Linked DNA regions of Mus musculus: all the other regions are linked to region 4. Evidence: chromatin loops called from intact Hi-C (ENCODE). Cell type or tissue: gastrocnemius. All regions are shown on one strand.

What was found. A loop is a pair of places that touch in the nucleus more often than their neighbours do. Peaks named below come from ENCODE experiments on the same cell type or tissue, not always from the same donor. Only the 100,000 strongest peaks of a DNase experiment are listed, where the experiment ranks them.
Region 1: a loop joins it to region 4, with 4 times the contacts of the local background. A loop is called at or near these places in 3 of 42 quality-filtered maps.
Region 2: it touches region 4 in a loop (2.7-fold over the local background); 2 of 42 quality-filtered maps call a loop at or near these places.
Region 3: a loop joins it to region 4, with 4 times the contacts of the local background. A loop is called at or near these places in 2 of 42 quality-filtered maps.

The regions. Positions count from the first base shown.
Region 1 is chr14:32,944,348-32,952,347 of GRCm38, forward strand. No RefSeq gene overlaps it. Among named protein-coding and RNA genes, the nearest start is that of Gm36674, 33 kb to the left of the region's middle. In gastrocnemius, no CTCF peak of the experiment used is centred here; a DNase peak (open chromatin) is centred at 6,855; H3K4me3 peaks cover 432 bases; H3K27ac peaks cover 3,303 bases.
Region 2 is chr14:32,697,842-32,705,841 of GRCm38, forward strand. All of the region lies in intron 1 of Gm28651 (a long non-coding RNA gene), which reads left to right. It also overlaps a transcript of 3425401B19Rik not described here. Among named protein-coding and RNA genes, the nearest start is that of Gm28651, 16 kb to the left of the region's middle. In gastrocnemius, CTCF peaks have their summits at 3,309 and 6,758; no DNase peak of the experiment used is centred here; H3K4me3 peaks cover 2,831 bases; H3K27ac peaks cover 7,779 bases.
Region 3 is chr14:32,712,271-32,720,270 of GRCm38, forward strand. Gm28651 (a long non-coding RNA gene) reads left to right here. Exons shown (of 5, transcript XR_874509.3): 2 at 6,764-6,865; 3 at 7,364-7,459. Among named protein-coding and RNA genes, the nearest start is that of Gm28651, 31 kb to the left of the region's middle. In gastrocnemius, a CTCF peak has its summit at 3,397; no DNase peak of the experiment used is centred here.
Region 4 is chr14:32,530,198-32,538,197 of GRCm38, forward strand. All of the region lies in intron 5 of Ercc6 (excision repair cross-complementing rodent repair deficiency, complementation group 6), which reads left to right. Among named protein-coding and RNA genes, the nearest start is that of Ercc6, 21 kb to the left of the region's middle. In gastrocnemius, CTCF peaks have their summits at 883 (motif pointing right) and 4,129 (motif pointing right); DNase peaks (open chromatin) are centred at 889 and 1,416; H3K27ac peaks cover 4,027 bases.

The DNA of each region.
Region 1 (8,000 bases), 410 kb after region 4:
ATGGCTTTGTGGATTTAGGGCCCTTTCCATCACAATGACAAAAACCCAAACTTTGGGTTTATCTTACAGAGACGGAAAGGTGTGTTTTGTCTTAGGTTCTGGAGTTCCCAGTGCAAAGTTAAGCTCTCCGTGGCTTTGGGTTCTCATGAGGACAGCACATCATGGCTGGGCTTGTAGCAGAGAAACCTGTTTACATAAGAATCAGGAGTTAGAGGACATTAAGTGTCATTTGCCCCCTGGGGACTAATTACTCCAGAGTACCACTATCTAACAGTGTTGATGCTGCATCCTAAGTAGCAATACTTGGGCATCAACCTGTGCGGGCTTTTGAAGGAGTCATCCCTCTGCAGAGCTGACCCCATCCCAAGCTGATCCCAAGGTGTTGGGAGGATGCCCAGTGGCCACCATCCTCTGGACACCCTCACTATGTCCTCTTGATGAGACTGGGCTCTACCACACCCATAGCTCTGCAGTGAGTTGGGATGGATCCCTAGGAATGTGACCTCGGAATAGAAGGTTTTAACTGAGTCCTTATTTAACATCTGGTACAAGCGTTGTACAGAAGTCCTGCTGGTTGACACATAAGACATTTTACTTAAAGGAATGAGATCACAAGCCTGTGGTCTTCAGGATCAGAACTCAGGTCACCTCTGTGTCTTCCCATGCCTCTTCAAGTCCCCTCCTATGGAGGCCTATCCTCCATCCCAAGGATGTAGCAGTGCTCAGTCTTAACAAGAGGACAGAGTGAGGGTATCCAGTGGATGGAGGGCACTGGGCAGCCTCCCATCTACTTGAGTTGGGGGTCAGCTCTGCAATGGATTGGGATCAGCATGTACTGTAAGCCCACTCTAGGGAGCTTTCAGTGGTCAAGGTCCAACTCCAGGAGTCCTTCCCAAGCTGTTCCCATGTTCGTCCATCTTTAGTTAGCCATAAGGCAGTAGAGCTGGCAGTCAAGATATTATCCTGTTGGCCAGCTCCTAATCAGAAAATTTGCAGTGTGTTACCTATGGTCCTTGGGGTTTCACAGCAGCTGTGAGGAGATGATAGCCTTGCCATTGCTTTGTGAGTGTGAGAAACGGGGTCAGAACCCTCATACTTGACTTTCTCAAAAGCCACCAGTAAACTCAGATTTAGCCAACATCAATACTTTATACTTTCAGTTATGGACTTGTATCAAAGTGTCCAAGAAATCTAAAGAAAAGATTCAGAACACATACTTTGGAAGAGTGTCTCTCTGAGGGAGACTTCACGAAGGGGCAAGTAGCATCCCAGAGGCAGGGGGTAGGGACTCACATACCCAGTGGGAAAAATGGCTTCCAGAGAGCAGAAGTGCCAGACCCTGGTAGCCCCTCTAGGGGAGTGGAGTATGAAGTGATATCCAAGACTAGAGGCAGCCCAGAAATGATCTGGACCACAGGGTTTTAACTGAGATCCCAATGGTGAGTAAGAAAAGATTGCTGCTGAATACTTTATGGTTTGCCTTAGTGTGGCTCATGATGCTGCCTTGTTCTTTGATGGAGAAAGAGGCCTTTCAAAGGGTGAAATAAATCTTCGTGGGAAGGATGCTAGAGCCACAGGACCATGGCAGGAGGTAAAGGGGTGCATCACCTCCATAAGTAGATCCTTTAAAGTCTCCACATTCCGGATTTCTTCTCATAATCTTTCCCAGTAATGAGAGCTTGGTAGGTGGTTAGTTTTAACTCTTACTGTTTTTATTTTAGAAGATTAGGACCTAATTCAGTCTATTACTGTCCACGTGCTATTTCAAATATCCACATAAAGATGGGGGTGGCTCCTCATACATAAACTCCCTGTCCATTGTCAGGACGTGGCTGGGTAGACAGATGTCAGGGAGCTTACTCCTGTGCAAACTGGGGACTCCTGACCTAGCGGGCGTGGGTGTGGATACAAGCACCATATATTTGCCCAGTAAGCTTCTTGCCCATGTCTCCTCCCACCTCTGTGGACTCTGAGCAGCAGATCTGTCACTTGGTGTTGTGAGCATCCTCTGGTGGCCCTTCTTGGGAGCTTGCAGCTTTCCCTGGGTGCTCAGGTGGCCTCCTTCCCATCTCTTCTAAGCTTAATCCCATTTGCCTTCCTTTGCCTTCCCAGAATTCTCTTCTTAATCAAACTCCAGTCCAAAATGCCTTTTTATTTTTTATTTTATTCTGTCTTCTCCCTTTCCTTCCTTCCCTGCTCTTGATTTGCAGCTGTCACATTCTAGGGACTGACCAACCGTGGTGTGCAAACAGTTCTGTCTGGCGTGGTCACCAGACTTGGGATTAGAACCCCAGTCGAGCCTAATGGCTGTGCCATCTCTCCATGCACACTTTTGTTTGCTGCAATCCTGGCACTTCTTGCTCAGTTGCATGAGCATTACTTTTAGTGTGATGAGATTTGGTCCTCAACTGGGTCTGTCTCTGTATTGGGAGGGCATTCAAGCTCTCAGATTCCCTGTGGAGAAGCAAGCCCACCTCCAGGATGATACAAAACATGGATGTGTATGGATGCTTCAGTGAGAGACGGGTGTACAGGAGACTTGTAAGAGAGTTGCAACCTAGGGACAAGCTGTCCACAAGCCCAGACAGGAGTGAACATGCTACTGGGCAGCCAACCTCCCCTGTCAGCTTCTCCTCCTTGGAGATGGGAGATCAAACTCCCTGTTCCAATTCCATATCTTGAGAACACACGAAGTGCTGTGCCTGGCCCAGAGGTCAGACCCTACTGACCTCTTCTCATCTTGATCTTTCCTTTGCTTTTGTAACCCATTGTCCTCTTCAGAACACTCTCCCTTGGGACAGGGCTATGAAATGCAGCTTTCTTCTCTGCTGGAAGTTCAAGCCCCCTGAGGACAGGTCCCTGTCTGCTTTTGTCACCACATGCCCCTGCTGACATACACAGTACGTATGTATGTATGTATGTATGTATGTATGTATGTATGTATGTATGTATGTATGTGAGTATGGCCTCTCAGTACTTAGAAACTCAATAACCATTGAAAAGCACTTGGGAGGCAGAGGCAGGTGGATTTCTGAGTTCGAGGCCAGCCTGGTTTACAGAGTGAGTTCCAGGACAGCCAGGGCTACACATAGAAACCCTGTCTCGAAAAACATAAACAAAAACAAAAACAATCAAAAAACATTGAAAAGGAATATGAACGTGCTTTGGAATGAAAACTTGAGGAAAGAGATGGCGGCATGGGGGAGGGGGTCATCTTTTTTTCTGTAGATTCCGTTTCTCTCTAAAGCCATCATCTAAGCCTTCTGCCCAAACCACACTGCCCAGGGCTTCCAAACTCAGCAGAAAGACACTGCTATATTTAGCCTGACTCACTGCCATTTTCCATGAGAGAGTAGCCTGGAATAACACATTTGTCTGGGGGTGGCAACAGGCTGTGTGGGTTTGCAAGTCCCTTCTGCCAACCTCAGGCCTGTGTCTGGGATTGGAATCCTGGGTGCATATACTCTGACAGGCTGCAGAAACTCCTCCTATATGAGACAAGAAGAAGGTGGTAGATTCTTTGATGTGGGGCACAGGACCTATGGACAGTGGGGACAGTCAGGACCAACCCCATAGACTCAGAAATCCCCAACAGCTTCTGGAACCATCTGTTAGGAAACTACAGTTAGATTCTGAGGCCTGGGGGAAAATGTCCACACTTCTTAAGAAGATAGCTCATCTTGGAATCAACTTACAAGCCAACGTGTGCCCCTTGGGTCTGTTTCATATGTTGGCCATGGTGGTAGGGTACTGCTGCCCAGTGAGAGAATTCCTGTCCCGTGTGTGCAAGGCCCTGGGTTCTGGCCTCAGTTATTACTGGTGAAATTGTTTACAATTTAGAAATACGTAGTATGTTTTCTTAGGTGAAATAGGTACTCTGGAAGAAGGCAGGAGTAGCTTATGTTCACAGGTTGCTTTTGTTTCCATGGGTCTGTGGTGGTGTGGTACCTATCTCCCCAAATTCAACACATGTGTTTAATGTGCCATGGATCAAACCCAAGGACATGCCAAGTATGTGCTTTACCATGAAGTTCTAACCCAAGTCCTATAGCACGTTTTTAAAAATGTGGTCTTTCCAAGGAAGTACCAGACTCCCCATCCCTCCTTGGCTCTTCAGTAAATGGGTTCCCTGCTCATGCCAGCCTGGTTCAGCTCTCTTCTGTTTCTCTGTTGTCTCAAGTTGCCTTCAAGGCCTCGCTGAATCCTCACTGCCTCCTAGTGTGATGTTGAGCCAGGCTGTGCGATCGTCTCAATAACCGTTATTTGTGTAGCTCTCAGACTGGCTTCCTGAAACATGGATCTCAGCCTGCAGCATGGACAGACCACAGAAAGACAAATGTCCAATGGGACTCTATACTCTTCCTTTGCTTTCCAGCCTGCCGCTCTGGGTCCCCTGCAGTACTAACCATACTAGGGTGCACACTTCTTTATTTTCCTTATCCTCAAACTTTTGTTCACCATGGGGAATATATATGTGTATATATGATACAAATTTTTCTATTTTAATAATTTTCATGGGTACAATTCCATGGCACCAGGGGTATTCATACTGATGTAGAAACATCATCAGCACCATTGCTAGCAAGGTTTTATTTTCCCAAAGTAAAACAGTAATCCCCCTGCTTTCCGGCCCCACAGATTGGGAAAATCACTATTGTTCTTTCTGTCTTTATAAACGTGACTACTTGAATGACTCATTTAAGTGGGCTTACATAGTTTATTATATAGTAGGTTGTTGTCTTTTGTGTCTAGCTTATTTCAGCTGGTAAACCGTATTCAGGGCTATCAGTGTTATAGCATAGGTCTGAATGTCCTTTAGAAGGCTAATCCATTGTATGTGTCCACTCGTTCGTCCATAGACATTTGCATCCTGAACAGCGCTGCCTTGAACATGGTATATTACCTGTTTGAGTCTCTGCTTTGAAAGTGTCCATGCTTCCTATGTGACCAACTTTGCAGTCTCCCTCGGCACAGGGTCTCTTACAGCGTGACTGTCTAAATAAATATAACTTGGGGGACGCGCCACCCCCATTTGCTGCAGTTTGAATGTGTCCTCAATGGAACAATGTTGAAAGATGGGGCCTGATGAAAGGTGATTAAGTCAAGAGCGATCTACCTATGAATGAACTGATGTGTCATGTAAGAATTAGATAGTATGTATTCAGCTGCCTGGTGACTGTGTTTTCTTGCCTTTCTGCCTTCTACTGTGGGGCAATGAGCCACAAAAGTTGCCCTTAGATATCAACTCCTTGACTTTGGGCTTCTAAACCTCCAGAATCATACAAAATTACTAACTCCCCACTCTTGTTAAGTTCCCCAGTTTCAGGTTATAGCCACACATAACGGACTTGGACGCCATCATTCCCTCCCAGGAGCAGCAGGTCCCCTAGTGTTGAATAGCAAGCCTTTGGAGGTTAAGTGCCTCAGAGATGCTGAAAAGTTGTGGTATAGTAAGTTGGTAATAACCAAGGATAGTTTTCTTTTTACTCTCTTAGATAGTACATTGGTATTTTAGATTGTAGCTTAAAGCATCTATTTATTTAACTCAATAATTGGAGCTGTGGAGAGTTAAGATGCTTGGATGAGACCTTTAAAAAGCTATGTCAGCTAGTATTCCTGTAAAAACAACCACATTTGTACCGGTGGCTTGAGATCTGGATTTGTTTGGATCCTCAGTATTACAATGACACCGATGAGCGTGGCAGGGATCTTGTGCCTCAGGAGGTTGACCACCAGACCCTGATGTGCCAGCCTCTGGCTGTCCTTGGAGCCAGCACGCTTGCCCATCCAATCTCCCTCCCAGGGACCATCACTTTAAATCCTCCATCTCTGTGCAGCGGTCACTATGGCTTCTGTGCTTTCCTGGAACAAACACTGAAAACACAAGGGCTGGTGAAGGCTTGGGATGAAGGAGAAGAAGACAGAGAGAGCCGTTTGAGCTTCGTAAAGGAGAGTGGAGGAGCCAGCCCTAGTGTTTTCTAGCACATCCAGCCACTGTGCTGTGTCTAGTTCCCTGCCCGTTTCTTGTCTTTTTCCACTCATGGACTGGGGAGCAGGGGATGTTCTTCATGGGCTATTATACTCTTCCCACAACTGGCATAACCCAAAGACACAGACTCCCACAGCCTGCTCATTGCTACGTGTCCAGTGGTCTGCTCTGGTCTCTCCCTGCTCCCACAAGTCACATGGGTGACCGATGCAGACTCTCATGCTTCATCTACAGTGTTCTGACTATGGTGGCATCCTTGGGGGGATGCCTGAGAGGATGAATCGGAGATGCACAGCATGCACTTATGCCGCCATTGGCAAGGGCTGTGCGGTGTCAGGGGCTTCTCCTCTCTCTCCTCCCGCTTCACATATCTGAACTCTACCTTGTGCCTCTGGTAGGGACTGCTGGGTGGGAGTCTCCCTGGCAGGCCTCTACTCAAGCGACACTAATTGTGCCAGAGAGAACGGCTCACTAGAGTGGAAAATAGTCCTCATATATCTAGCTGAAGACGATAATGACCTTTTAAATAACAGAAGCAATTTTATTTCAATACCTCAATTACTCTGAACTCTCAAATGTCAAAGTGCTCGGCACTTTCAAAATAGCTTAATATAGACATTTACAGCACTTAGACACAGCTAGTTTCTTATCTAACCTAATTATGTGCTGTACAGGAAATGGCGCAGCTGACCAGCTGTGTTATTTTTCACAGCGGTCCTCCAGTTCAGCTCTTAGCTCGGCTTGGCCTCGCTCCGCTGGGACGTCTCCCCCAGGGAAGGCAGCTGTTGCCTGAGAGAGAGGCTGGCGGAGCCCTCGGAGGGAGGGCTGACTCCAGATATCTCAGGGAGGAGGCTAGGAGTGGGCCTCCCAGTCTGCTGATGCCAGCTGCACTGTGCCCTGCCCCGAGGGACCCATGGTGGTGTCTAAGGACCCTGAGACAGAAGGTAAAGCTGAGTATGCTGGTACCAGCTGGGGTGAGGCTGTGGGGGCGCTCTGCCACATCACTTACTAGCATTGAGAGTTTCCCAGTCAACACATGCGGCTAGCATCACCTGGCTTGGCTGCCAGTGTCTTCTTTTTCCTCTCTGGCCAGCTCTCTTCCAACCCCATATCCCACCAGGACCACAGAGGGCTCTTCTGTTGCTTGCAGTAGCATGTATCTAACCCACGATGTATAGCTGGTCATTCCCCGACCAGGTATGCTCTCCTTCTAACACATGCATGGCTGCTCCCAGGCTTCCCTCAGGATGCAGCCTCACTCTGACCTATGGTAGTCTAGTCTACGTGATGGGTGCCTGAGTTGTGGCCCTCTTTACAGCAGTCAGCCAGCATCTCCCTCTTGCACTGGGCTTGGCTTGACACAAGGATTGTAGAGAAGAAGACGTACCCTGTGTGGGTGTAGGGACTGCTCAGGGAGAGGAGAACACACACATAAAGTGTCTCCTCCATTGCGCTGTGTAGGCAGCACATGTAAAGGGCAGAGGTGAAAGATCACACTGGTGACCTGGTCAGGTTCGGCACGGGAGGAACAGGCTAGGCTGTATCTCAGAGCCTGGTGAAGGCTCCTGGATCAAGTGGTTCCCTGAAAGCTTATGAGGGTGGAGTTCAGTGATTTCTGGGCTGGGCTTCACAGCTCGCTCTTGACTCTGATGTGCAGTCTGATGTCAGAGAGACTTGCCGAACCCAGTACTTTCCCCTTGAATGTGGCATTCATATGAGCTTCTTTTACTATAAGGAGTGGAGACTCAGTGACATCACAGCACCTGGATCAGTTTACCCTTTGGCATCCAGAGCTTTGAAGGACCTGTCCCAATGTTTCTGGTGTCCCCTGATACCCATCTCCTGGGACACTAACCAGGCACCATGCTTCTCCTTAGCCACGAGCCTCCTGTTCCCTGATCTCCTTGAGTCTATCTGTGAGCCCCCAAGAGTGGAGCACCTCTGTCTTGTGGTATCAATATATGAAGACACTTAGAAGAAACAGATGCTTCATCCAACAGTAGTTCTGAAT
Region 2 (8,000 bases), 170 kb after region 4:
GCACGTGGAGAGCTAGGAAGGAGAGCAATGGAGTGTTCTCCAGGCAGAACACATTGACAAGCTCCACCGAAAGGCACCCTCCTCCAAGAAAAACTCCACCCGCTGGGGCTCTGGGTTTGTGATGACAGAAGAAGAAGGATTGCATAAGAAGACAAATCAGATATAGAACTGATGTCACCAGTGCCAAGGGCAGCAGCGAGAGCGATGTCCATGAGGAAACGGACTGCCAGGGACCACAGTTTTATTTGGAGCAAATTAAAGCCACAGAGGCCAGGGCACACCCTAGGGAAACATTTTAATGGCTGTTGCTGTAGAAATGTTGGGTCAGTCCAGGGTAGGTAGGAGACCTTTTGAATAGAGCAAGGAACTGGCCTCAGACAGACAGACAGACACAGAGTGGGGATTTTAGGGACTATCAGGTACCTCTTCCATACCCCTTCTAACCCCTGTGACTGTAACACTGACCAGCGCTCCCTGAGAGGCAGTTAGAGAAGAGAAAAGCCTGTGTCTGACTTCCAGCTTAGGCTCTTCCTAGCCTGTGGGTATGGTGAAGTCCTTTCTCCACCCTTGGTCTTGGCTCATGTGATGTCAGCCCTGCTCCTTTGCACAGACTAAGACAGTCTGTGTGAAGTGCGTATTTTCCCTACCAATATGTAGGTGATTCAGAGGAAAGCAGCTCGAGTTAAAGAGAGGTGTATGACCTGAAACAAGGGGGTTTGGTTTGTTTGTTTGTTTGTTTGTTTGTTTGACTATTTGTGTGTAGGTGGGTGGTTTTAGCAACAGGAAATGGAGTCTTTTTTGCCTTAAGTGAATCTGCCACCATCATTCAAGCTGCCTAAAACAGCAGCCTGTGATTTTTTTTGTGTTTTCTTTTGAGGTTGAGAGTGGCTCATCTCAAGCTTCCTACACAGCCAAAAAATGATGCTGAACTCTTGATCCTCCTGCCCCACAGACCAAGCGTTGTGATCGCATGTGCCACCACACCGAGCTCTCTACAATCTATTTTAAACCCCAACTCAGAGCTGGTCACCCTTTTCCCCAATGCATTTCCTGTCAGTTCTGACCCAAGCTTCATGGTTCTCCTTTTAAGGTTTGAAGAGTGACCCCATTCCTGGATACTGCCCATATGCATCCATAGTGCTGGGGTGGGTGGGAGTGTGTGTGTGTGTGTGTGTGTGTGTGTGTGTGTGTGTGTGTGTGACAGGTTTGTGGAATACAGACATTGCATTATCACACCAAAAAAAAAAAAAAAAAAAAGAAGGAAATTTTGGTTTTGTGGAGAAACTAATCCACTAAGAATCTTACCTTGAATTAGTTGTGGATTTTATTACAAATGTTATGAAGTATAAAGTGAACCCTTGAAGATATGTTCTGTTTTGGAAGTGTTTGGCATTGGGGCGTCTTATCTATTCAGGTCATAGGAGAACACTGTAGATTGGTCTAGACAGACCACCCCATACTCCTACTTCGATTGTCTGATGTGCATAAGGGCAGCTCCAAGCCTGGCATTTCCCCCCAGCAGCACAGCTGGGAGGGGCAGGCCCTTCTGTGTATGACCTTAGCTACCAAAGCAGGTAGACGGAGGCATTCTTCCTATGGGATAAAGAAAGCCTTGAAATGGTCTCTTCTCCATGGTGGTATATGGACAGGCAAACAAACTTACACACTTTAATGGGTGAATGTTACTACAGCTGGAGAAACTAAAAAGCATCCCTGAAGGGTCAATAGCCTGCCTGGCTTCTTACTCTGGGCTAAGGATCCGTTGCTGCCCGTCCTTTTTCCCCCTTCTCTCTTTGCTCATCCTTTCGTCTTTGGTAAAATGTACTTTTCTCATTATAGACAATTTTCAGGGAGGGGAAAGAAGGTGAGGAACCTCTCTCTGGGATGTAGAAGATGGAAGATTGTGCTTGTGTGGGGTAGGTGTATACAGGGGCAGCTGTAAACCTTCTGCTCGGTTTTCCTACAAGCATAAAACTACCCCTAAACTATGATCTTAGAAGAAGATTAATAAAAATCCTTTGCATGTGTGCACCTGGGTGCATATGTATGTGTGCGTGCACGTGGGCACATGTGTGTGTGTGTGTCTGTAGGCCAGAGGTCAGCACCTATCTTCCTCAGTCATTCTAATCTTTTTTGTTTTTACTGAACCTAGAACTCACCGACCAGCTAAGCTAGCTGGATCCATCCACCTCTGCCTCCCCAGAAACAGGGACTACAGATGCACCTCCATACGGCTTTTATGTGCATGCTGGGGAATTGATCTCATGTCTTTAAGCTTGACAGCAAGCACTTTATCAACTAAGCTATCTTTACAACCTGATAAAGTCTCTACCCATGGGTCCATGGGCCACTTGAATGTCAACTGTCTTGTCCGGGTGACCATGGACTCAATTGTCTGAAACTGTCGGCCAGAAAAAAAAAAGCCCTTTCTTCTTTAAGATACTTTTCTTGGTTATGTCATCACACAGAGGAACGCTAAGTAAAGCAGTAAGGGCCAGAGCCCCAATGGCAACATTATTTATCCCAGGGAAGCTCTAAGTGTCCTTCCCTGGTCTAGCCCAGGGTACCCACATTCAGGTGAGAAGAAACCACTGGGCTCTTTCCGGGATGAGTGTCCAGGCTGAGCAGGCCATGACTCCTTGTCTTTGGGATGAGAGCCTGAGATACAGGCTGGACTACAAGCCTCTTTTTAATCAGGTGCCAACAGTGCTTTCAGCAGCCTCCTGCAGGGTGCTGACAGGGGCAGTCTCAGGTCAATTTCAGGCACTTCAAAGGGCGCAGAGGTAAGATTGCTTCTGGGAAATGAGGCCTCTACCTCAGCCCTGATTTTCTTGGGTCACCTCCAGAAGTGGGAGATATTAACACGTCTGGAGCTCGAGTATTGCTGAGGCCTTTGGTGAAATCTCTGCAAAAACATTTTGTGTCTCTTTGTCTGTGAGATGGGGATGGACCCAGAACTCAAAGGACTGACAGATCTTCCAAAGAACACAGTCAAGGCCAGCTCACCTGGGACCCCACCTGCCATCTCCCAGGTGCCGGAGGAAACTGATTTGGTGAACCAGAGCCAGCACATTGGTCAACCTCCTTATGAAATTTCCCTATCCTACAAACAGAGCCGGCTGCTTTTAGCTTCCACTCCTAACAAGGTCACCATACGCGGTGACTTCAGTCAGGCGTCCTGGAGAGTCATAAAGCCTCTCTAATGCTGCAAACAAAATTGTGTTTGGAAAGACGACACTTGCAGGAGTAGCTAATTGAGGCTCCATGGCTGGGGCCCTGTGAGTGTACGAGGGCCTCTCCCCTACTCCCCTCTGCCCCCTCGCTGTGCTTCTGCTCCTGGCAGATAGCATCTTAGGTCAAGCATGTGCTAAATATAGCTGTCCTCCCAGCTGGGCTGTCACCGGGGCTGTCAGCAGCACTGTCCCCAGGTTTTGGTCTTAATGTTATGGTCGCTTTGGCTTAACAGCCCAGCCCAGCCATGGGGTGAGGATTTGTGTTTGGGAGTCATCTCTCTTCAGACCCCACAAATGCAGGTGAGAAAAGAGAGAGAGTCTGAGACGAGGGAGTGGAACATTGGCTTGGAGATGGGTCACAATGTTGTGGCTGCCTTGAAGAGCTGAGCAATTGGCTTTTGTGCCCCAACCAGTCTCAGGCAGCAGCCTGGCTGAGCAGAAGCTGCAAGACTTGTCAGAAGGCCTAAGGCTGCTGTCTATTCACATTCTTACTCCTACACACCAGCAAAGGACTATGGGAATCCACTGAACCTCTTTGGCCCCATGTGCAGGGAGGAATAGTGGTGTTTTCTGCTTCCCACCATGGTGAAGGAAGGGAAGCCAGGATGTGCTGCTGTTGGTGAAGAAGTCTGCCTCCTGCAGCCAGAATTCACACACACATTCAGCACAAGGACCTGCTTAAGGCTCTCCCCATCAGCTGCCTGTGCGATATCTAGCTGAATTAAGGCCATATGTTCTAGGGTCTCTAGGTGCTGGAAGCTAGAGAACTCTAAGAGAACGATGGCTCAAGGACACACAGCGAGTAAACATCAGGGACAGGACTTAAAGCTGCATTTGATTTGATGGCACCAAAGTGTCCCCTCTTCCTGTCTGCCTTCCATGCCCCTTCCTCCTCGAGTGACAGTCGAGTTATGCTTTCTGGTTATTGCTCTGAGAATTCTTAAGGAAGGCACCAGTTGAAGGTAGAGAAACATAGCTGAGTCTGGGCAGGACCCAGGAAAGAGGCTTGGTGGGGGCTCACTCTGATGGAGCAGGCTGTGCATTGCCCTATCCAAAAGCTTGATAGTGTTCTACATTAAAGATGCCCCTAAATGGACGCAGTGCGGAGCCTGTGTAGCTGAGTGCAGTGGTCTTTCTAGGGCCGTTCTGGTTCTTAGAGATGAAGCCTGGGCTGGTATCGAGTACTTCCCCTCCTGATTTCCACTTGTTCACTGGCTTGGTGCAGGGGTTGCTATAGGGTTAGCTAAATGGACCCATTTTGTTAGCATGTTTTCCTGCTGTTCAGTAGTGCATAGGGTGTAGGTATAGACTGCAGGGATCTGATCATTCATTTTGTTTCTAAAGAGTGTTTGTTTTCTAACTACCACAGGCAGCCAAGGCAACAGTCAGAGTCCTTGATTTCATGGATCTTATATGAGGGATCTGAAATCGATTTGAGAGGAGAGTCGAGGGCAGATTAGGATTAGGTCTCCTGGAGTCTTGAAGGCCTACGTGGTTATTTGGTTTCATAGGAAGCAGATGGTGGACTCAAACAAGGGTCTATACAACCTACTGTGCATTAACATAGACACACACACACATACCTCATGCACATACACATGCACACACACACACACACACACACACACACACACACACACACACACATGCACACATACACGGAAACTCTAGTCAGTGAGTAAAAAGCTTTAAAGCTATTGAGAAGCTAAGTGAGAAAGAGGAAGGGACTGAAGGGCACTGGGGGTATAACTGTCTTCAGTGAGAGTGTGCTTGCTGAAGGCTTGAAAGTGAGAGACAAGGAGGTGCAGGCACACATGAGCCTTATAGTGCTGGATACTCACTTAACCGCGCAATGTGGGAGGTCATTCAAGTGCTGGGTAATTCAGCAAGCCACTGTGTGAGGTGTGGGACCAGTCCACAGCTAACACATAGTGGTTGTGTCTATATGTCAGGTGTGGGTCTAAGTCTATGGGAGAATTTGAATGACCACAGCATCCCTAGGAGGGAGGTGTACTATTGCTAGCTACATAATTTGCTTAAGGTCATGTCCCCTTCAGAAGCTTAGTCTCAGCAGTATCTATTATCCTCTTCTTGGGTCACCAACTCTGGTCACCAGCAGGAACCTTGCTCATGCCTTTTGCTAAGATTTTAGTGTGTGTGTGAAGTTTCAAATCTCTATGAGTCTTCAGAAAGCTAAATCAACCACTCAAATAACTTGACCCTTGTATAGGATGAGATGGGATTTTTACTTTGTTTGGGGCTGAGTTGAAGCGCTTGACCTTGGAGATCCCAGAGGCATCTGTGAGCTCATTCAGATGGTTTGGCAGAAGAGAAAGGCTGTCACTCCAAGTGATCCCGTGGACATGTCCAGAGGTGCCCATGCAGTGGATGTTCCCACTGCTAAGGGGCGGGGGGCAGGGGCGACGTGAGGTCAGTTGATATTGGCTCTGACCACATTAGTCAGTGTTATAAACAAGCAGGAGAAGAAAGGTGAATTTCGTATCAGAGTAAGGGGATGGTGTAAGCGCAGTCTTAGTGGAGAAAGAGAGAGAGAACTGTGCCTTGGGTCTGAGGACAACCAGGTCTGTCAGGTGCTGTCACCATTGCCTTCCAGAATAATAATCGTGGGCTCCAGATGACCTCAGCATCAATGGCAGGGTGAAAGGGAACTCAGCACCTCCTGCTGTTACCCTGTTCTGCTCCGGCACAGCCATCCATTGCGTTAATTAAGTGCTTCAGTAGCGTATGAAGGCTGGGTTTTGTGCTTGAATATATTGCCACATTAATAACTTCAGAACATTTTAGGTAGTGTCAGAATAGTAAATTAGGACACAATGGGCCATATATTCAGTGCAGAGAGCTGAAGTGCCATTTTATTACACATGTCATGGAATTAAAGGCTTAATTTTCTTTTAAAAAATGGCGATGCATCATTTCCTGCAGCCAGGTAAAAACAGTCAGCAGAAATGATTTATCCTTCATTCCATTTAAAAATAGGAAACCAGATTCCAGGATCCTGCTCCTTGATATTTATCTCTGCCTGGAGGGCACTTGAGACATTTACCCACCATCTGACTTGAAGGACACAGCCAGGCGCTAGGCGTGGTCAGGAGAGGAGGGTGGCGGTGGCATCCGCAGAGAAGCCTGTCTGCTGGTTGGAGGACATGGCCTCCTCCTCCGGGCTCCAGGGCAGACAGGCTGTGCTGCGTGTCCAGGCCTGTCCTCAGATGAGCTGCCTCGTGGGGCCCTCCGATTTCACCTGACACGGGAGAGCAGCCAGACCTCCCGTAACGGGTACTGGAGGATGGAGATCTCAGATGGGAGGAAATGGGGCTTCTTTGGGTTCTACACTTGTGACAGCCACAAGATGTTGTATTTTAAGGACAGCTCTTTTCCCCATCTTCCCCATAATAAAAGTAACATACTCATTGAGAAGAACTTGGAAACAGAAAAAGACCAGGACGGTGATAAGTGTTGTCTACTGTTGATGATGTATGAGGATGTTGATGAGTCTCCTGTGGCTGCTATAACAGTCGCCAAAGCTAGGGGGCTGAAAGCAACAAGGGTTTACTCCCACACAGAGTTGGAGGCCAGAAGTCTGAAACTAAGCTGTCAGCAGGGCCATGCTCCTCATGAAGGCTCTGAGGCAGGAAGCATCCAGATTCATACCACTTGGATGCATATCTGCATGCAGCTTCTATCTGGAATTTCCCTCCTTTGTGTGTCTTTCATAAGGTCATTATCATTGGATTACTGTCTACTACACACACATCCCCGACAATTATGTTGCTCTTTTCAAGTGCCCTGATGCAAGAACACCTGGACATAGCCTTTCCCACATAAGTGCCCACCCAGGATCCAGGTGAAAAATTGGGGTTTATCTTTTAGCCATAGTTTGGCCCACGTCAACCAGAAAAGTGAGCCTTTTGATCAAGTTCAAAAGGATGTAGGTGATGAAGCCCAACCCAACTGGCGTCTAGGTATCTAATTTGTCCAAAAATCTTACATGCTAATATGCATCATTGGTTCATGACTGGCTTTGATGCACCATTGGAGGGCATTGGCTCCTTCGTGCCTTTTCTTTCAAGTCTGGTCACCTTGGAGGCTGGTCCTGAAGTCTTCACACTCTTCCTGCAGAATCAGTTCTAATGGGATGCTCTGATTCCTGCTGTCCCTGTCTATCATCCACCCTCGGGGATGTCATATACGCAGACCACCACCTCCCCTAGTCTTGTCCTGCCTGCTTCAGGCTTCTCTTTGCTAGAGAAGATTCCTGAGCTCCTAGGGAGGGCTACCTGCCTCCTTACCCACCATGCTCCATAGAATGCTACCCTCATAGTTCCTACAGTACATGGTCTCCCACTGTGACCAGAGCTTCTGAGAGGTACAGCGTGTCAGAGAGATGGTGGTGGCTCTGTGTATCCTGAGAGCTCCATGTCTTACAGGGACTGTGCTCTGCCCACTGCTCTGCCGGTCTGAAGAGCTCAGGATAGTGCTGCCTTTCCTGAAGGTGCATGTGGGAAGTTGAGGCTGGCTCCGGCAGCCACAGTTCTGACTGTAAGAGCTGAGGATTCCCCTGACAGTTCCCAGTTATTCCCAGCTCACTGCGGTTCGTGGCTGTGTGTGTTTGCATCACAGTCCAGGTTCCAATCCTGCAATGTTGGTGTCAGCGTCAGGAATACAGAGGCCAGGTGGGTGACAGTGAGACTTGACTCCAAGCTTTGTCTCCTTGGCATCCGCACTGCAAGACCCTTACTCAGTGCCTGA
Region 3 (8,000 bases), 180 kb after region 4:
CAAGCAGCCACACCACTTCCTGTATGACCTCTGGCAGCATGCGAGGGACCTGATCCTCTCTGTCACGCATTGTCTTGGTCTTATAGATAGTGTTCAGTGTCTTCCTTGGCAGATGCCCCGTGATTCTGAAATCATATATGACCTTGCTTGCAGCTGTATGGATGCACTTTTCTTGGTAAAAGAGTTGTGTTCACCTCTGTCCATCTTTGACTAAGTTACTTGCTTCCTTTCGAGTGTAGAAATTTCTTTAATTGCTTTTAAGGTTTTTTTTTTTTTTTTTTTTTTTACACATCTGGATGCTTTCTGTAGGCCCCTTTATTCTTTTAAGGCTCTGTATGGACAGATTTTATTTTGATAATTGCTTGTGCTTATCTTTTTTCTTCTACTTATGGATGGTGCTTTGGGGATCAAGTCAAACATCGTCTGTCTAGCTTTAGATGAGGGTGATTTAGTCCCGATCTAAGGATGTTTATGGCTTTGGTTCATTATGTAAGTCTCTAATCAGCTTTGGCTTATTTTTTCAAGATGTCAGGTAGGTTTCTCTTTCCTTGGATGTTGGTGGCTAAGAGCAATGGCTACTCTTCCAGATAACCTAGGTTCAAGTCCCAGCATCCACATGGAGACTCACGATTATTGGTAACTCCAGTTCCAGAGAATCAAACACCCTCTTCTGGCCTCCACAAGCACCAGACATGCACCACATACATGCACGCATAGACATATATGTGAGCAAAAAAGCCACACACAGAAAATAGATAAATAATAGTTTAATAATTTTATTATCAAATAATAATTGAATAAAGTAGGTCTGGTACATTACATGGTATTTTATTTACAAATATTTTATAACATTTTGTACATAGGTCCCTTAATCCTCTTACATTTTGTGGTCTGTTTTGGGGAGCTTGCCAGGAGCTATAGGGCCACTTCTAGGATCTGCGAAATGAGATAATCAGTTCTTATGGTGGTTTCTGGAGCCAGGCTACCCCTTCTAGTGGGCTTCAGAGGTTACAGAGAAGGGTCACGTATAAGGAATAGCCTTCTGGCCACAGTGAGTCCATGCTCCTCTGAGGATGAGGATGTAGAGACCCTGGGCTGGAGACTTGTCTCTGTTGTAGCCCCTGCCCAGATAATTTGTCATGGAAGCTTCTTAAATATGGAAGCCATGCCAATGGTCTCTGTGTCAATGGTTGTGATACGAGCTGTGTCCCAAGCTGTGGGCAAAAACATTTTCGACTGCTAGGAGAGTGGGAGAAGCTTTGTCATTGCTAGCATGGACTCTGGAAAGGTCTGCTCTACACCCTAGTGTGAGATTCTGTGACCACCCCCTTTCCATGCCCTCTTATGTGTGGCCAATTTGCTTTCCTTGCTCTGATACCCTTTCAGTCACTGTCTGGGACCTACTTCTGTTGATTCCACCTCTGGAATTGTACTGTCACCGTGAGCTTCTTACTGCTGATCCCACAGCATGGCTGCTGTGTGCTGATGTCAGCCATGCCAGACCAGAGTGCTCTAAGCTCTTTAGTCTTTGAGGTTGCTGGTCTTTCACTGGAAAGGCCCAGTGGGGGTTGCTATGGTTTGAGTATGGCTTCTGTGCTGGATACTTGGTCCTCAGGATGGTAGTGTTGAAAAGTGGTGAAGTACCTTAAGAGGTGGGTCTGGTGGGCGATCACTAGGCCATAGGATACCAGCCTCAGAAAGATCCGTTCTAGTTTCAAGAGCCAGCTCTCATTAGAGTTCATTGTTACTAGTGAGGTCACCTGCATTCTTTGCCTTGTTCTGGATACTGTTGCTTCTCTTCCTATTTTCTGCCATGCTACAACACCCAGAGGGGCTCTCACCACCGTTCAAACATGGAGACACTATCCTGGACTTTCAGTTTCTAAAATGTGAATAAACTCCTTTGCTTTACAAAATACTCAGCCTCAGGCATTGTGTTTCAGCAACAGCAAATGGACTAATTCTGGGACTAATTCAGCTCCTGCCATATGTCTGGAAGGATCCCACACTGAACACTGGGTAAATTCCCATAGAAGTCCAGGTCACTTTCCAGCAAGGCCAGGCTGACAAGTTTCAGGGGGGGTCCACAGTTTCATATCAGTTTGCTGCTGCTTTTCTCCCTCAGAGAAAAATAAGGAGCCAGAGGAACCCACCTAGAACTCCTCACTGCTCTGCCATCGAGCCCAGACATGTTCAACACAAGCTGACCTGAGCTGGAGACAAAGTTTAATCATTTTTCATCGCCACTAATGAAAGAAGCACTGCCTTTGGCTGGGTGGTTCAAACTGCCCAAGAAATGAATTTCAAGTCCCAGGTGAAAACTCTAGACCTGGAAGGTCTTGGATCAACTAATGGCACACCTTGTGCACATTTTAAGCCTCCCAATAATGTCCATGCATGTGGCCTAATGGTACCGTAGAGATTTCAGAGTTGGTACATATATTAGTCACTGTAATTAAAATCCTGGAGTTATATTATATGTTATTTGTATGGCAGTTTGTGATGTGTTTAATGCTCCCAGCTTCAGAATTATTAAAGCTACTGTCCCTGGGCTGGCCAAGGGATAAGCAAAGTAAGAGTGTGATCTTATTCCCCCTCGATGGGGCAAGCCGAGAGGAGGAGGCGCCTGGGATTCTCTTATAAAGAGACCAAATGCCAAATAAAGGAATTCCAGCTGTGCACCAGCAAAGTTGAAATGGTTTGTTGGGATCATTAATATTGCAATGAAAACTAATTAAAGCTGGAGCTGGAAGGAGTTCATTAGTGGTTTGGAGCGAAGGGTTCTCCTGCAAAGTCTGCGAGAGCTCGGTGTAACTTGGAACATTGTCAGCCGGGCCTGGGGATCACAAGGCTCCCCACATTTGCACCAGTGACAGACACTGGTAGACAGGAGCCTGGAGGTTCTTTGAGGGCTGAGGCTCTCTTACTGTTTCTTCCCAGAGAGTCCTAGACTTCTGTCGGGAGTGGGCACTCCTTGCAGGCTGCTGAGAATACACTTTGTGGCTGGGGAAGGCTGGGGGCCAGCAGGCTCCTTTCCAAGCAATGAGACTCATTCCATAGCACTTGCAGTGGAGGTGACCCATCGCTTTGCCTGTGTCCTTTTCACTGACATACTGCCATGCACTTAGTCTCGTTCGGTGACTCAGTGGTCCTGAGAACACACAAAGTTGGGATGGAGTAGTGGTAGTTGGTATAGGGGAGGAGTTGGAGAGGGAATAAGGAGTAGATGTGATCAAAACATATTATATGCATATATACAATCAATTTAAAATGTACTTCAAGGATCCTTCAGTTCTATGGAAAAGCGTACAAATGTTGTATTATGTCTCACTGACTTCAGATACTGACTTGGATTCAGAAGACAAGGAATGAAGGTTCTTGAAACCACGCCTCCACCCTGTGGCCAGATGAGGGCAAGGGGCAGGTGTGGACAGAGGGAAACATCAGCTAAGATCTTAATTGGGGGAGACTCAGCCAACACCCCTGAGAGCTGTGGTAGAGGGGACTGCAGAATGTCTTGGGTTGGGTGGGAGTGGCCAGTTGTTCATCCTTGGGCTTTCATCAGTCAGTGGATGGAGATGCCTTCAAAAGGGCTGCTTACTAATAGCATCCTAAATACTTGGTTATCAGCTTCTCCCTCAAAGGGGACTCTCAGTGGCACACTGTATTATCCCTTGATATTTTGGTCATCACAGTCTTGACTGTAACAAAGTGCTTGGATTTTTTTTTTTTTGTTCATTTGTTTTTGAGAGAAGTCATTGCTTTAGTTCTGGTCAGGGTTGAAAAAGCCAAGCAGGTCAGAGCCCTACTACCCACTTTGCTGCACCACTGACAGAACTCTAGCTGCTCTTGTATGCATGATAAATGACTATGGGAAATGAGCATTGCTTTCATGGTTGTAGAGTTGATCTGACAGTGACTAAATATGTCCAAGCACCTGGAATGGCCCCCAAACCACAGCCAAAGGATTTGGAAGTACTTGTTCTGGCCTCAGATGTGATGTGAAAGGTTGTAGAGAGGATTGACCTGCTGAGACCTCCCAGGGCTTCCAGAGAGGCTCTCACATCTCTGAGCCTATGTATATGACCTATGTAAGGCCTCTACCTATAGTCTTTCTTCTTATAGCTCCCATAGGCTCAGAGGGCAAACAACTCCAGGGCTGTGACAAAGAGGGCCACCCTAGAACAAATACCCAGAAAATGGAGGTGGAGATCATGAGGACCACTAGATATTGGCCTTGGGGGATGAGCTGGTACAAGGCTGTGCCTGATACCCTAGGGTTCTTTAAGTTCCTATGTGTTGGCCTAGCAGAGGCATTACCAGGTATGGCTTTGGTCTGTGTTCTACTGTCTAGGGCAAACCCAGCCCAGAGGTCCTTGGGTAAGTAACGCTGCAGTATCACGGCCAGGCTGGTGGGAAGCATTGTCATGGTGTTGGCAGTTGACTCTTTAGTATTGGTTTATAATCTATTTGTTAATGGTGATAGATGTTTGCTAATGGTTTTGGCATATTCTCACTTGACCCAGGGACATTCACTGAGGCTTGGAATGGGAAATAAGCAACACAGTTAGAGGTGGAAGGGTACCTCTGCCCTCACTCTCACCTTCATCTCTTTCTGTATGATGTGAGGAAGTACATCTGGGTGACAGCCATGCAGTCTGACCACAAGCCACATCCAGTCCATCCACGCCCACAGAAATCAGCAAAGTTGGTTTCTTTCAAGTCCCTCCTGAATCACCAACTCACGCAGTTGCAGTGGTAAGAGATTGTCACTAGTCTCAAGAGGAAAAACTAGACTTTCCATCAGGTTGACCATGCGCGGCCCTGAGTATGAAGACATCACAGATAAATAATGGCCTGCTGTTCACCCCAGGCTTTGGCTCTGGGTCTTCAGACACCTAAAGCTAGGCTCTCAGAACAGGTGCCCCGAGGCCTTTGATCACTCCCTGCGATGGAGGAAAGATAACTAGACAGAGTTCTTCTTGTTTTTGTTTTTCTTGTTCTTTTCTTCTTCCTCTTTCTTACCCTCTCCTGCTCTCCCTCCCCCCTTCCTTTTTCTTCTTTGACAGTTTCTCATTATGTAGTCTTGGCTAGCCTAGAACTCACTATGTAGATCAAGCTGGTATTGAATTCATAGAGACTCACCCTGTCCCCTAGTGCTGGGGTTAACGGCATGTGCTCCAATGGTTTGCTATGTGTATATCTCTCCTGGGAGATAGCAGAGGAAAAGAAAGGGCAGCTGTCACCTTCAACTTGTAGGTAACCCCTCTGTTCAGTGGTATGCTGTATGTGTGCCATGACCTATGGAAGGCTGGATACATTGCTTAAGTTTCTCTGCTCTAAGAAGCCTGTCTGAATGGTGGAAGAAAAGAGCTCCAGGCAGCTAAAAATGGAGGCAGGAATCCTCTCATCCTGAGGCAATCATCTCAGACATTCAAGTCAAATCCCATGTCCTAGGAGAAACAGCTTAATTTCTACCAGAATAGCACTCTAGGATTCTGATTCCTGAAGCCAAGGCTCGGGGACTCCCTCAGTGGAGCCCTTGCTCAGTTTGAGTATGGAGCACTCCTTGGGTGTTAAAAGCTTGGTCTCTAGCTTGGCACTGTCGAGGTGAGGACTCAAAAGATGTAGAACCCAGTGGGAGAATTTCTAGTCCTTGGAAGTATGAATACCACATTCTTATTGGAGGCTTGGAAACAGTGAATCTGCCCTTTCATGGAGATTTTATAATTTGATCCATCTTAGGTATTTGTTATAGTAATGGAAAGCTGAATGTGATAGTGTCTTAATTTACTTTCTAAAGACTATGATCAAAAACTTGGGGAGAAAAAGGCTGGCTTTTATGTTCCGGTCACAGCTCATGAAGGGGAACCAGGTAAGGAACTCAAGGTAGGAACCTGGAGGCAAGAACTGAAGCATTTGCATCTCGTGGCTTGTTCAGCCTGCTTTGGTGTAGAACCACCCACCCACAGTGGACTGTGCCCTCCCACATCAACCATCAATCAAGACAATGTTCCACCTACTTACGACCGTTTCTCAATTGAGGTTCCCTCTTCCCAGATAATCATGCCTTGTGTCAAGGTGACAAATACCTAAATAACACAGATGGTTAACACTCACTCGCTATTTGAAAAGACGTAGAATCACCCAGGAGACAAGCCTGTGGGCATGCCTGGAAGGATGTTTTCGGAGAAGTCTAGCTGAGGTGGGAGACACATCATGACTGTGGGTAGCTCCGGCTCCTAGGCTGGGATCCTGACCTGAATAAAAGGGAGAAAGAATGAAACAGAAGCTTCCATCTCCCTCTGTAGTTAACCTTGCTCATCATCCCATAAAAGCTTATAAAATGATAATTATTTAATTGCATATTTGATCTACACAGTATATTTTATGTATTGTATAATTATCACTATCGTAATGAACGGTGGCTAATTCTTCTGTAACAGAAGTCAGTAGCAGAAGGACTACATAAATATCTTTTCTATTTTACTTCAAGATTCTGTTGAGAGGCTGGGAGTGGAGCTCAGTAGGAGAGCACTGGCATTGTATGTATCAGCAGACATAGAGACACAGACACAGACACACACAGTGACACAGGCAGAGACGGATGAGGACACACACACAGAGACACACAGAGACACATAGACACACAGACACAGACAGACTCACACAGATAGACACACAACAGACATACAGACACAGATACACACACAGAAACACAAACATACATTGGACATCTCACCAACCTCTTCTCTTTGTTTAGGGAGGTTGACCTGGTGATGAAACATCACTGCTTTGGGGAGAAGCTCCTCATCCTGCCTCAGAGACTCTCGCTTAAGGAGAGGCCCAGCCCACTCTCTGGAGGGTAAGGATTCCGGTAAGAACGCTTCAAAGCATTGTCCTTTGATCTTCAGGAAAGCCGGCTGTCACAACTACAGTGTTAGAGTCTGTGTCATAGCAGTTGTCTCCCCAAACCTTTCCTCTTAATCTGTCCCATGTCCACTGCCCAATTACTACTGTCATACACGATACTTTTCGGAAAGTGAAGGATTTCTCTGCAGTATATCTTGTCATTGTATTGGATCTCAATTTTCTATACACTGAAAACAAAATAACAAAAACCCAAACCTTTGTCCAAAGGACTGAGTCAATGTGGACTTTATCAAGCTGGTCAAAGGTGGAGGGTTTTATTTGGAGCATGGCAACACTGGGCTGTCTATGGCCAGGTTCCCATCTTCTGGGGCTGTGCTCACATTTTTAAAGCTTAGATGTGAAGAAATGGAATTATTAAGTAGAGAGACATGTTTTGAGGCTCCCAAATTTGTGCACTCATTAGAAGTGTTTGTTTGCTGGTTTGTTTTAGAAAGAGTCTCACTATGTGTCCCTGGCAGACCTAGAAAGCTCTGTGGCCCTGAACACAAGGAGATCCACCTGAGTGCCAAGTGCTGAGTGCTGAGTGGTAAGTGCCGAGTGCTGAGTACGTGCGCCACTACACCCGACCAGAGCCTGTGTTACTGAATTGTCATACTCAACCTTAAAACCAAGAAGAAAGGAAACTCCATTCCATTGCCACCGCAGTGCAGATGGAACAGCCAAAATTTGCAATCTACTCACCGTGCACTGGGCCTTCAGGTCCGGTCTGTGCTTCTACTAGTGTCTAGATTTTTGGTTGGTTCTTATCTGACTTGGGACAGTTCTTTAAATAATATGACAATTTACTTTTGTGTGTGCTAGCTGAAAATAATCTCTTTCCAGCATGTCCTAGCTGGACTTTCATTTTCTTTCTTTTTTCTTTGAGTGTTAGAGATAGAACCCAAGGCTGTCTGGGTAAAAACACCTGCTGTACCAGCGATCCATATCCTAGGACCCATGTTCTCACCTCTACTTGAAGTGAGGTATCTTTGATACTAGATGTACACAATCTTTATAGGTAACATGACTTAGTATGTTAGCATTTTCCCGTGTGCTGTTTCTGTTGTTGATTTTGCGAGCATGGCCAC
Region 4 (8,000 bases):
AGGCATGGAGGGAGTTCATTTCTAAAGACTTTTGTTGTTTTCTGTTGGCAGAAGGAAGTTAGCTTTATCGTTTAACTTTAATTCCTATCTAGAAACTAGCTATGATTGAAGTTGCCTGTACATCTGTAGTAAGGAGCAGGCACTGGAGCAGAACTTAGCAAAGACTGGTCCCTGACCCTTGGGATGACTGTACAAGCCTAGCCTGGAAATCCCACCCAGAAACTTGTCCAAGAGTGCTGGGGTGCTGTCTGGGTTGGAAACTGCTAAGATTTGTATGGCTATTACTGTTTCTCTTCTGAGACCATAGCTTTTGACTGATTGGGTTCTCCAAAAGCTTTCCTGTGTGCCTTGACAATTGTGCTTACGTAAGAGAGGGTCTGGGGTCGAGTTGAGACTCAGCCTTTGATGCCATTGGAAACAATTGTTAATGTTGGGCTTTGAGGTGCAGTGCTTTCTCTATTCCACCCTAAACCAGATAATCCTCATCCAGTCCTCATCTCCTGTCAGTTAGATACAAGTGAGGTCAGAAACCACAGTTTCAAGTGCCTGGTTTCATCTGGAGCACTGCGCTGCATGCTGGTGCTTCAGCCAGAAGTTGGTTCCAGTTGATCCTTGTGTTTGGCGTACAGGCTTCCCATCTATAATTGTAGATACATAGCTATATCAAGATGGGAAAGCCTTACATATTTTTCATTATTCCTGACTTTGAGTTTATACATACTTGTTTTTGCCTTGTTATGGTTATAGTGGCCCTCACAAATACATTATAATCAACTTGCCCATGGTCTCTCTGTTAAGAGCTAGAGCTAAGGCTTGAAGCTGGGAAATGTTAGAAATTCCACTGTGGTTTGGTGGAAAGTACAGTGTCCATGTGTGACCACAAGGTGGTGCCAAGAAGCAGCACGTAGCTGCCTCTCTCATGGCTAAAACCAACCGAAACCTGGAATCTGGGAGGTGGAAATGGTTTAGGGAGATGGCTTCTTAAACTTTGATCACTATCAGCAAAGGAAACAGCTCTTACCTCAAAAGACAGTAGGGGTGGTTTATTTTGGAGTGAAATATGAGAGACTATGGCTCAAAAACAGATTTAACTCACTTTAATACATTCTTGTAATTTTAAATTTTTATCTTTTTGTGCCTGATTTTTACTTTTATTTTATGTAACTAAACTAGAGTTGAAATTGCTGATAAAGGCTCCTTTCATTGTGTAACGGTTACAGTGGGTCTTCAGTTGTCTGAGGCAACTAGAAGCTGATGCTCCCCTCTGTCCTCCCTTCCTCTGGAGCACTGGCTGGGCTTCTGCAGTCTGGCTGAGTTGGAGCTTAGTATGGAGGTTTGGCTTGTGCACATGGAGGAGGAACAGGTTGTCCCTTGTGCTGCCAAGGGCCAGACCCTGAAAGGGTTCAGGCGAGCTAGGATGAACATTGAAGAGTCTCATTAGGAAGGTCAGAGTCCTCTAGGACTGTATGAGGAAGGATGGCATCTGGTGTGCTGACAGTGTGAGTAACTGCACTCCTCATTGTCCATCCCTCTCTTGGCTGAGGTACTGATGAGCAGTGGGAAGGGGACGCTGTGAGCAGTCCAGCGGCAGCTGTGTCTGCTGCAGGGACTCACAGCACTATCTCCAACATGGGTTCTCTCCCCACTGGGGGTAGGGAGTGTCAGTTCCACCCTGCCTGGGGTCCAGCCATTGTGTCGTGGAGCCTCTTTCTCCTCCTTTGCCAGCATCCAGTTTAGGCTGGATCGTTTCTGCTCCTCTGATGGATCCTTGCTTGGACAGAGTGGATAGTCAGCAATTTTAGACTGTACATACTTAAGCAAAAGCTAAATTGATTTATTTACACTCTTTTAGAAGCCCTAATAATTTGATTTCTGAAAATATAAGATTAATGTTTAATCTAGATATGGTCTAGAAACCTAAATATGACAGTTTGAAGATTGTTCTTAACATGTTTCCAGGAGCTTAATTCTTTATCAAGGAAATAAGCTTTCTTTTGTACTTTCTTCTTAGGAATCTAGATTTTAAAGAGAAAAGAAATCCCCCCTCCCAACCCAAACATGTTTTCTTAGAGAGTATGCAGGCTTTGAAATAATAAAACCAAGACACAAATGAAGACTAATCCCGCTCCCTGCTCTGTGCACACCTTTTATTCTCGGCTCAGGGCATAATTGTCTGCATCAGTCTTAATTTACTCTGTGAGATCTGGACTCCTAACTGAGGGTGTTTCATCTGCTCAGATGTGCCAATTAAGTCCACCCAGATAGACCATAAAAAGGGAGAGAAGAAAAGTAAAACACTGAGTATCTCAATTTAGCAAATGAGACGAATCTGCAAGGGATTCTTAGCTGTCTGCAGCAGAAAACCTATTGCAGGGCACAAATGCAAACTGTGTTAGACACACAGCTTGCTGCCTGGGTACACTTGTAAAATCAGACAGTCACCACTGTGCTGCTGCGGGAGAGTCTCTGTCAGGGAAATCACAGTTTCACTGTTCACAGTGATTTGACTGTATGGTGTGTGCTTCCCCCATTTCCAGCCTTATGTTGTGCTGGGCCCAGTGATCTTTGCAGTGTAAAGACAGTGGAGAGACCATGGCAGTGAGGACAGTGGAGTTTGGGAGGGGCATACTCATGTTTTGACTCAGTTCCCGTTAATAGGCGTACTTTGTCCTGGTAGTGGGTTGGTGTGGGCAGTTGTGTCCATCGATTTGTCTGGTGTTAAGTGTGTCTCTCGGGATGGTTCAGCTCAGATCATCTGTAGTCAGAACTGCCAAGCAGCTGTTCTGTGACTTGGGAGAGCCTGTAGGTGTCAGGTGACAGTGGGTTGTGACTTTGCCTATGCAAGATGGGGGTGGAGTCACCCTGCAACCTGAAGCAATCTGTAGCATTGCTGATTTTTTTCAAAATAAACTTTATTATAAAATCTTGTAAAACGTTCACACATAGGAATTAACTAGGCCCAAAGTCTGTATGTTTGTACAGAAGGCCTCTGTGTACTGCTGATGTTAGGACGGAAGTTGAAGGTGTGAGATTTGGCCTGCCCTCATTATAAAGGTCATCACTGATCCTTTGGCTGGAAGTTTGGAAAACACCCACTGAGAGACAGTGTAATGTAACCAAGAAGGGGGATCCTGGGGAGCCTGCCGGGCTGGGCTAGTGTCTGGTATACATCTCCATTGCCCGCAGCTTGTCTCTCTCTGGGGAAATGTCAAACATCTATCCTGTTAAAGGAGTTAATAAATGAACTGCCTAGGTTAGTGCCTGGAATACACTGACACCAGTGACCTCAGTCACTGTAGAAGTACTTTTTAAATATATAAGATATACATGTGATCTCAAAGTTTGTCCAGGGGCCTAGGAGATGGTTTGCCCCATGGGTTAGCTCTTGTCATACAAACCTGATGACCTTAGTTTAGTTCCTGGAAGTGAAAAGCTTTGTGTGGTGTTGCACATCTGTGGTCTAGCACAGGGAAATGGGAGGTAGAGACAGGAGAAGCTCCTGGAAGCTCACAGGCTGGATAGCCTGGGGTACGCTACCTGCACAGTAGCATAAACCATGAGCAAGTCTTTGCCACAGCTGAAGAAGAGAACCAACTCCTGAAAGCTGTCTATACCACGCGTCCAGGGCCACAAACTGACCCTGTCACTGCCAACAGAAAACATGTCCAAGGCCAGCCAGCTCTCACGGCTCAGTTGGAAGTCATAGGCCAAGAAGTTAGAGCATCAGACTGGCAACTGGTGGCTGTGAGATCATGTTTCATCTGTAAAACAGGAGTGGGAATTGTACCCTGCCAAGGGAGACAAGACTACAACACATAAGACCACAGGCAGGATCCTGTAACTGTGGGCAGTTCTCATGCCACAGGCAAAGGTTCCTATGAACTAGGAAGAACCTTAAAAAGAAGTCTTGTGAAGAGCCATGAAGATATTACAGAAGCTGTACAAATGAGATGATTGATCTCACGTAAAAGGCAGCTTAACAGTTGAGGTTAGTATGTATAAATAAGTATACCTGTTACAAGACTTAGTTTTATTATTGTTGTGCTTTTTGTATCGTTCACGCTTTTTTGATAATTAGATTACCAATGTGAACATCTCTGTTGGTGGTTGTTTCTCCTTTGTAAACACTAGGGGGCGCCAGACCCCTGCCCAGGTAGGTCAAGGTTATACTGTTGAGTCCCTACAGTGCTGCTCTAAAAGACCCTTTCTTGAGGCTCTTCTGTGGTCTTCCATGGCTTGCTTTTTAGACCCTTTGGTATCTTTGATAGAGGATGTCATACCTGGAGTGAGATCTTCTGTGCTCGAGGGGGGTCAGGTGGCATAGAGTTTAGATCTGACTAGCCCAGGTGTGCATTGCGTAGTTTTTGTTGTTTGTTTACTTGCTCTTTATTATTTTTTTTTTTTTTTTGTGACAGTCTCCTGAAGATCAGACTGGCCTCAAACTATGTATTTGATATACCATGAGCTCCTGATCCTTCCTGTTCTACCTCCTCAGTGCTGGGACAATGGCCTGCACTGTGACCCTGGCTGCAATAGATGCTTTGAATGTTTGTTTATTATTCTTGTTTAAACTATAGTTAGCTAATATTTCTTGACTTCCTTTTTTTTTAAATTAAAAATGCGCTGGAGAGATGGCTTAGCAGAAGAGCAGTTGCTGACCTTCCAGAGGACCTGGATTCAGTTCCCAGCATCTGTAGGGGCTTGTACAGTTGTCTAGAACTCTAGTTCAAGGAAGTCCAACACCCTCTTCTGGCCTCTGTGGGCATAAGGCATGGAAGTGTTACAGGCAGTAGGCAAAACACCCATACACACAATAAAATAAAAGTAAATTAAAGTTTAAAAATTAAAAAAGGTTTGTTTTAAGCATATGAGTATTCTTTGGCTGAATAAATATATGTGTACCACCTATGTTCCTGGTGTCCATGAATGTCAGAAAGGGGTACCATCCCCTGAAACTGGAGTTACTGATGACTGTGAACTACCATGTGGGTTATGGGAACTGAACCCAGATCACCCTGCAAGAGCAACAAGTCCTTTTAACTGCTGAGCCATCTCTCCAGCCTCAATTTTACAGCTTTTATTTTTGGTAAAGGTTACATAGTAGAATTATCAGATGCTACATAATATGTATGTGGTTTCTTTATATGTTGTACACACAGTATCTCATTTGGCCTTTGTAGCAGAGCACTGTGGGGCTCTTTGCATGTTTGAGGACATAAATATGGCAGTGAGGAATGATGTTTTCTGGAGTTAGGCCCTCCTTCCTAGTGAAAGTCTCTGAAACAGCACTCTTGTCTGTGTCTGGTTCCCTCTTCTCAGTGCTCGTCTCGCAGTGGGTTCTACTCTAGTGGCCACCACTGGCATCATCGGACTGGGTTACAGAAAGTAGGACCTCCCAAGAGAACATGGTACTCAGTGTTCAGTTTGCTTGCAGCTGCAAATACAAGGACAACACAAAGGAGAACACAAGGGTGAGCTCATCCCAGGCCTCGTTCCCGCCCTACGGATACAGACACAGACTGGAGGTAGCAACTCCATTGCTAGCCCAAGAAGGGCTCTTTTCTGCATTGTGGAGTATTTTCCCATCCTTTTCAATTGATCCTGGGCAAGCTTGGAACCAAAACTAGGGTCCCTGATTCTTCCTACTGGGTAGGATACAGAAACCAGTTTGTCTGTAACCAAGTGGATGCTTTGGGGAATCTGAAAATTGAGCTCAGTTTTGAAAAATAAGAAAATTTTGTTTTACGAAATTGTTTTTAATTGTTCAAAGTGATGAGTTTCCCTTTTTTCTCTTTTTAATTTGTTGTTATTCTAAGATTCTAAGAATTTCTCTGACATTGTAATTAGCTCCCCTCTTGCATGGATCATTCTCGTCCCAGACTATAATAATGCTTATTAGTAGGCAAAGTAAGGTCTGGGGCTTTAGGGTTAGGTGGGTGGGAGTAAGAAAGCAAGCAGCAGACAGTCTCTAAATGAGGTAGAACAGGAAGTGTCTAGAAATCATCATCTCTGGATGATCCACTTATGTCGTTTTCAAACTACACTTCTCTGCACCTGTCTTTCTCGTCCCAAGCTCAATTCTGAGCATTGTTCATTGCTCAGCATTTATTTAGTGTCTGTGTGAGCTCTAGGGCATCTTGCCAGTCTCTGGCCTCTGGCTCTCACTAGAATTGGGAGACAGATAAGGATCTCAGGATATGCTGACAGGCACTGATCATGAGACCTCCTGTGTGCCTAGGACGTCCTAGGATTAGGATGGTACTTGGTAGACCAGATGCCTAAGTCTACTTGACCAGGAACAGCTTCCTCTAAGGCAAAGGAACATAGTGTCTGAAGGGTCTGACAAGTGTGAAGATGTACATGTTTGGAGGACATAGGCTGATAGCTGGATATTCAGTTGAAGTGGACCAAGGCCACGGCATTATGCACCCAGCTGTGTCTTTCCATTTATGTAATCTAACTCTCCTTGGAATGCTAGAAATTCTAAAACAAACTAATAGTAAGTAGTGGCATTTAGCTTGCAGGTATGTTCTTAGGGTTTCATTGACAAAGCACCCTAGTAGCTATGTGGGCCTTCGTGTAGTTCAGCTGGTTAATCGGGATCTGGGATACTTCTGACAGACATTATTGCAGCATTAGCCCCAGATCCCAGAGCCTGGGCCAGGGTCTCATTCCTGCAGGCGTGGAGGGAAGCCAAGGAGTGTTCTCCGTGCCTGCATCTGATGAGAATTTAAGTTTATGTTTCTCCCTGGCTTCCCCTCTCAGCGGCTGCCAGTGGAATCGGCAGCAGGCTGAATGTGGCGGTTGTATGAGGAGTTAGGAGCTCTGCCAGGGAACACCAGGCACGTTAGCTTTATGTGGCTGCAGCTGTGACTATTACATGTGTGGATGTTTTAAAATGAGAGGATGGAGAACATGAAAAAGTTATTCTTTTCTGAAAAACGTAAATGTTGGACCATTTACTGCCACCAGCCAATTTTTTAGTAATTCTGCATGTGCCTTTTGTTACTGTCATATGAAAGTCAGCTGTAATTCAGACAGCATATACATTTATGGTCAAATTTCTATTTCTGTCTTTGGTGCTGGAGATTGAATCTAGAAGCTTATACATTCTAAGAATGTGCCCTGCCATAGAGCTACATTCCTAATCCATAGCAAACATTTTTTTTTTTTAATTTAGATATTCAGGAGGTGTTTTCTGAAGGTCACATCATTGGTAATGATTCACTGTTTATCAAGTGTCATAGCTCTTGCTGACATATTCATTCCTTCTGGTAGTTCTGTGAAACCTTTGAGGGCCAGTGCATTACTGAACATAGCTTGTGTAGAAATGCACATTGCCTCTGCTTCCCCTCTGTAAACTGGTAGTTCCCTTTACAGATTGGGCATGGCCATGTCAACAAGCATGCACAACCACACACAATTCTTAGTTCAGCACTTAGGTTCTCGCTCTTGTGTGGACTGCTTTGCATGTGGCACCTCAGTCAGCCCTTCATATAGCCCAGTGAAGCAGGCGTCACTGAGTTTTCCAAGGCTCTTTGGGGATACTTAGTTGTAAGATTAAGTTTCTTGCTGAGGGTTAAGGGTGCCCATCATGGTTAGCTCTGGAATGTTCTCCAGAGGTTCATGTATTTAGCAGCTATAGCAATGTTCAGTGGAGTTTTGGGGAAGTGGCTCTGGCCTCACACATATATTAGTCCATCGCTGGTCATACTTTGATGGGTTATTGAGAGGTGGGACCTCGTGGGAGGGCATAAGCTATGTCTATCCCTTCCTATCTTTTTCTGTTTCCTGTCCACCTTCACCGTGAGATGAGCAGTTTGGCCCCTCCTCATGCTCCACGCCACTGTGCCTTTTCCAGAAAACTGGAGCCGGGTGGCCATGATGTAAACTCTGAAGCTATGAGTCAAAATAAGTCTCTCTTTTTAAAGTTGACTTTCTGAGGTATTTTTGACAGTGACAGAAAGGTGACTCACATGTAGCAGGTTTACTTCTAGCCA